Regions from separate parts of the Mus musculus genome. Here region 1 is linked to region 2. A link is a loop called in an ENCODE intact Hi-C map of the cell type or tissue named here. Cell type or tissue: left cerebral cortex. All regions are shown on one strand. Links, peaks and the distances in the headings refer to the core of each region. The heading gives the core; the rest is flanking DNA.

Evidence for each region. Peaks named below come from ENCODE experiments on the same cell type or tissue, not always from the same donor. Only the 100,000 strongest peaks of a DNase experiment are listed, where the experiment ranks them.
Region 1: a loop joins it to region 2, with 2.2 times the contacts of the local background. A loop is called at or near these places in 3 of 42 quality-filtered maps.

The regions. Positions count from the first base shown.
Region 1 is chr9:95,844,095-95,846,907 of GRCm38, forward strand. Pls1 (plastin 1 (I-isoform)) reads right to left here and starts at 1,185. Exons shown (of 16, transcript NM_001033210.3): 1 at 1,077-1,185. In left cerebral cortex, for the core only: no CTCF peak of the experiment used is centred there; a DNase peak (open chromatin) is centred at 1,216; H3K4me3 peaks cover 1,471 bases; H3K27ac peaks cover 755 bases.
Region 2 is chr9:95,782,137-95,784,949 of GRCm38, forward strand. Pls1 (plastin 1 (I-isoform)) reads right to left here. Exons shown (of 16, transcript NM_001033210.3): 5 at 1,964-2,096; 6 at 234-315. Among named protein-coding and RNA genes, the nearest start is that of Trpc1, 33 kb to the left of the region's middle. In left cerebral cortex, for the core only: a CTCF peak has its summit at 1,331 (motif pointing right); a DNase peak (open chromatin) is centred at 2,004; H3K27ac peaks cover 478 bases.

The DNA.
Region 1 (2,813 bases), core at 252-2,751, 62 kb after region 2:
AGCTGAACTGGCTGACCTCAGAGGTCCCTCGGAACAAAACCAGACCAACTGTATATTATTTCGACCATTAAAACCCTCACGGCAGGAAAATAAAGGGAAGGGGGGGGGGTCTTCTGTGATCTCTTTTCTAGTTTGTTTTTTCCTCCTCAACTTCAATTTTCCGTTTCCTACACTTACTACGGTCACGTGCCTCTCGCATCACAAATTTAACACTTTCCTATAGAATTTCACTAATGAATTAAGTTTAAAGAGGAGTTGGTTACAAGAGGTGGGGCGTGGAATTAAATGCCCTTGCTTCACCTTTGTGGGGCCAAAACATTGGTCTCTGTATTCATCCTGAAATTCTAGTTATGATTCCACATTCCTCCAACAAAGAAATGTTCATTCCGTGTTGGCCCCATACAGTCTACAACAGCTTTGAGGTAGGATACATGTCTGTATAAGTCACACAATGTAAATAACTAGGAAAGTTTTTCTTTTCAATACTACTCATTGAAGCCTGGGATGGGGGTAATAATGTTAAAAATGGGTTTCTGTATTTTGTTTTGGTATTTTTTTCTTTTTAATTTTTAAAGCTTATACTCGAAAATGCAGCCTGCTGAATCGCACAAAATTCTTGGCACTTTCCCCTAAGACTGACATTTCTTGCACTGCATCCAGAGGCCCCAGGGCTCCTGGAAAGGCACTTAAGTCCAGCAAACACGGATGCAATTTCATTCTGTCCCTACATTCGCCTGTGCACCAGAGGCGAACACAGTAACACAACTTAAGAGACACACCAACGGATCAGAAAAACCTCTTCAACAGCCACGCAAAGTTTAAACCAGAAAACTTAGTACCCTCCCTTCCTAGATGCAGGGTATCACGATGTGCTTCCTGGGCTGGGGCTTAAGCAGCGACACACAGGACTTCACACCTGAGCGCAAGACTCCGCCGCAGGGCAGGAGCGCGCCCGCAGGTGTCGGAGGAACCCGGAGCCCTCGCCGAGCGCCGCTAAGCCAAGCTTGCCTTTCCTGCCCGGCCTCCCCCTCCTGACCCACGCCCGCTTGTGCGTTCAGGCACCCAGCCCCCGGTACCTGCGGCGGCCGTTCGGCAGCTCCTGCCCGGGATCCCCGCGCCCGCTGGTCTGGTCCGCTCCGCTGCGGCTGCCACTCACCCGCCTCCTTGCTCCTGCGCTCGCGCCACTGCGCATGCTCGTCCCGCACCCCCACCCGCACGCTTGAAATCCACTCGCCAGGTTTTAGTTGCTGCACCCAGGGGAGAGGCCACCAGATCTTTGCAGTCAGGTGAAAGGAGGCTTGCAGGAGCTAACTAAAGAGGTTTGTGTTGAGGTTGGGGGATGGAAGATGGGGAAGTGGACCCGCGCTGCAGGGGCGTCATCCCTGCTGCCCACGCTTCACTCAGCCTAATTACAACTGTCTGCACCCCTGAAATGAGTTTTAGCACGGTGGTTCTCAAACAAGGGGGCCTCAGGTTTTTGTTCAAACAGCTCTCAAACCCAGAGTATCCGCATCTTTTATCTGAATGCTGGATGTTTCTAATGTGTTCTCAGAACACTAGTATGCATAGCACTTTTGAAAACTACAGCTCACAAGGTAAGATAATTATTAAAGTAAAACAATTTCTCTCATCCTTCTCCCTTCTGGGGAATTCAGATGATCCTTCCCTCTTTATTAAACAGCCACACCTATTTAAAATAAATAACCAAAGCCCACACTCAAACAAAGGCAGGACCTTTTTCCAACAACATCTGAGTCAAGCCAACGGAACGCAGCTTCAAGGGCTCTTGTGTGCTTTTCTGGTAGCATGATCCACAGGTGTGCAGGGTACTTTTGCTGTCCTTTGACCTAAGGTCCTAGGTGACCCTTGGCCCTGTAGTCCTGAACTGATGCAGAACAGGTAGCAATCAGGCCGGTAGGAATGTGGCTTCAGTACACTGAAACTGTTTAAAGTCCAAAAGAATTGGTTGGGCCAAAGAGGAGTGAGCTAAGGACTTCTCCGTGCCTAGAAAATCCCATAACCCAGAAAGTCCAATAAATAACGTTTTTGTCTGAGTGCAGATGTACAAGAGGAATTGTGTTCTCTCAAAATATTTACTTAAACATGTATGTACAACATGACTTAGCCATTTCATTCTTAGCTCTTGTCCAAGATAAACTAAAGCATATCACATAGAGGCTTGAATACTGATGTAGTAGCTTCCTTCTCTTTTTCTGTAGCCACAGTTGGAAGGAATTGACTGTCAAAAGCAAACGTGCTACATCAGCACAATGGACTACTACTTGGTACTAAAAGAGAATGACCGATCTAAATGCTTCACTATAGATTGCCACATCCTCCTATACCAGGAGTGAAGGAAGAAAAAGAAAACACACAGAGAGAAATGGACAGGGAAAAAAAGCTGAGATTGGGTGGTCTGGGCTCCAAGGTTGAGAAGCCACAGGGTCCTGGAGATGGTTTATGTGTAGTTTATTATGTACAGTTGAATGGGGAGGTGGGGTTATTGCGTGTAGCTGAACAAGGAGGCAGGTGTAGGGAGACTCAGTGGGAGAGCGGTGGGGCAGTCTCTGTAGGAAAGCAGTCCATGGGCAGCAATGGTGACCTTTTCAGCCCACACGACCAATGCCTGTAAATGGTCCAGAGGAAGGCTTGGCCATCCCTCTGAGCCTTTCCAGACCCAGGGAAGGCTTTGCCATCTCCACAGGGCTGACGCACTGGGGTACCTGACATGGTGAAGCCCACTCACTCAGGACTTCATTTGCTCCCTACAATAGATAAATCTCAAAATCATTATGCTGAACTGGAGAAAGCAG
Region 2 (2,813 bases), core at 76-2,575:
TCATCAATAAAAGAGCAACTGTAATGTAAACTAGCACTACGGCCTTTAATACAGAGATTTATCCAAAGTACTTAAAACCTTAATGGATTCTATTATAAAATGTAGCTTGGTTTCAATTCGAGACACTGGAATTCTTTTCACATTTTTTTAAATGACAGGTTGTGTTTAAATCCCCAGCACCACGGACAGCTTTGAGCACAGTCACACATTGCCAGCAAGAGGCAGGTACTCACCGACACCGTGAACGGAGTGAGCTTCTTCTTATTGATGGCTCTCTCGTCAATCGTATCTGGCTCGGATAAGTTGATCATTTTGCTGAAGAGAGAACAGGAACCATTTAGCCGAAACTTTCTAGAAATGTTTTTAATTCATCGTGGCAAAGCAATCCGATTGGTTACTTTAGAAAAGAATAGCCTTTCTATCTTACTGAGCAGCCGTTCGTGTCAGGTACGTCATTAGAAAACTTCAGACAGCTGTCTGTCTGAGCCCATCACTGCCTTCTACAGTGGCCCGCCTCCACTCGCTGCATCGGAATCTCCACTGTTTCCTCAGATGGAAACAGATTAACTACCCAAGACAAATCCTGAAACTTCCGGCTTCCATGGACGTCAACACACTATGAATTGTGTTGTCTCAGAAGGTGAAGGAGCAAACGCCTTGGTTGAGGACTTCAATAATTTAGACATTTTAGCGGGACAGTGGTGCCACATACCCTTAAATTTCAGCAGTAGGGAGGCAGAGGCAGGTGGATCTCTGACTTTGAGGCCAGCCTGGTCTATGTATCAAGTTCTAAGACAGTCAGGGCTACACAGGGAAACTATCTTGAAAAATCAAAAAGGAAAAAGAAATTTACACATTTTAAAAAGAAAAAATATGGATTTTTGTCTCTATGTTTCAGAATATAAAAATAAGAAAGTAGTTTTGGCTCATAGTCAGACATTCTCTAAAAGTTGGGGGAAGAGAAAAAAATATAAATGAAAACTAAAGTATATTTTATAGATACTGATTTCCTATATTTATAGGAAGGTTCAGGGATTTTATTTCCTTTTTAAATAAATACACAACACACACACACACACACACACACACACACACACAAAACAACCCTGAAGACAACATGCCAGGTGCTGAGTTAGTCACAGGTGCTCTGGGTATTTGTGATATGCATTTTCTTTGTAATTGTACTATATATTTTTTTTTAATTAAAAAAAATAAAGACACTGCATTGTATAAAGATGTGTGCTGGGACTTGGTACTAGCGAGATGGCTCAGAAGTTGAGAGCATTTCTTGGTCTTGAAGAAGAACAGAGTTCAACTCCCAGCACCCACAAGGTGGCTCACAAGCATCTTGAAACTGTAGTTTCAGGGATTTGATATCCTCTTCTGACCTCCACGGGCATCAAGCATAGGTGCTGTACATATACATGCAAGCAAAACACACACACACACACACACACACACACACACACACACAAAGAAAACAGGTTGAATTTCAAGTGGTTTTTTTTGTTTTGTTTTGTTTTTGTTTTTTAAAAAGAAGTATGCTGTGACCATACACCTGTGGTAAACATGACAAAGACAGATGAGCTCCTAGGAAGTTCACAAGGAAGTGTGTGCGAAACAGACAGAGAAGAGCAGAAGCTGAAATGAAATTCGGCTTCATTTGCGTCTAATGAAGGCGTGTCTTCCTTCTACGCCCCGCCCCATGCTCCCACCCCTGTCAGCACTCTCACAGAGAAGCGGAAAGAAAAACCATGTCAACATTTTACAACACAGTGACGGACTCTGAAGCTCCATGCGTTGTTATGGTAACAGATACGAAATACTACATCCCAGGGGAGATGCTGAAGACCACACAACACTTAAGTTTCTGGACAGTCGTGACTCATCCTCTGGAGAGCAGTGTCCAGGGAACACCCAGCGCTGGGACAGTAGGAGTGCACGGCTCCCGTGTTCAGCTCACCAGAGAAGGATGCCATCTGCCAGCGACTTGAAAAGGCTGCCGTCGTTGGGGTTCATGGGTAGGAGGTGGCTACAGTCTGCATCATTCTCCAGAGCTTTGTTTATCCAGTTCACAAAAGCCACTTTTTCTTCCTCTGAAAACAGAGAGTCTCAGTAGGCAAACTTCATTCACACCATTTATCACACTAACAAGAACATACTTGTTCGCTCCTGTTAAGCGAGAGAGTGAGCAACACTGTTGAACACTACTGAGATCCGATCAAAGACTTCGGGGATGGAGAAAGGGGATTCGCTGCACGGTAGACAAGAAGGAGGGCATGCATCTTACATTCGTAGAAAATGCATTTGGCTGGATATTCCCAGATGTAAACTGCTACTGAAATCACCTGAGTTAGAAACAACTCACGAGAGGCCAATTATACCCACCTACATATAGATTGTTTAAATCAGAGGAAAAGGCAAAAAAGAAATCAATGGAAATAAACTCTATCACCTAAGAAGGATATAACTGCTGTGATCTGGGGCTTATAAAAGATGTATTGGGTTAGGGTTGGGAAGAAGGTGGCCAGCCAGAGTGGGGGAGGTCCAAATACATTACACATGTGCATAAGAAGATCACAATGAAATCCAGTACTGAATAAAGTTAACATAAGCAAAAAATAACAAACACACATGTGCACACACATGAGTTGATGTGTTTCCAGAGGAGGCTCTTGCCTAACAGGCATAAGCCTTTCAAGGGAGTTGCTGCTACTTCGGGTTTCAAACTGAGCAAACGACCCAGGGATCCAATCAGATCAGACACATCAGGTGAAATGTCCCCTATGCACTTGGTGGCCTGATCAAAAACT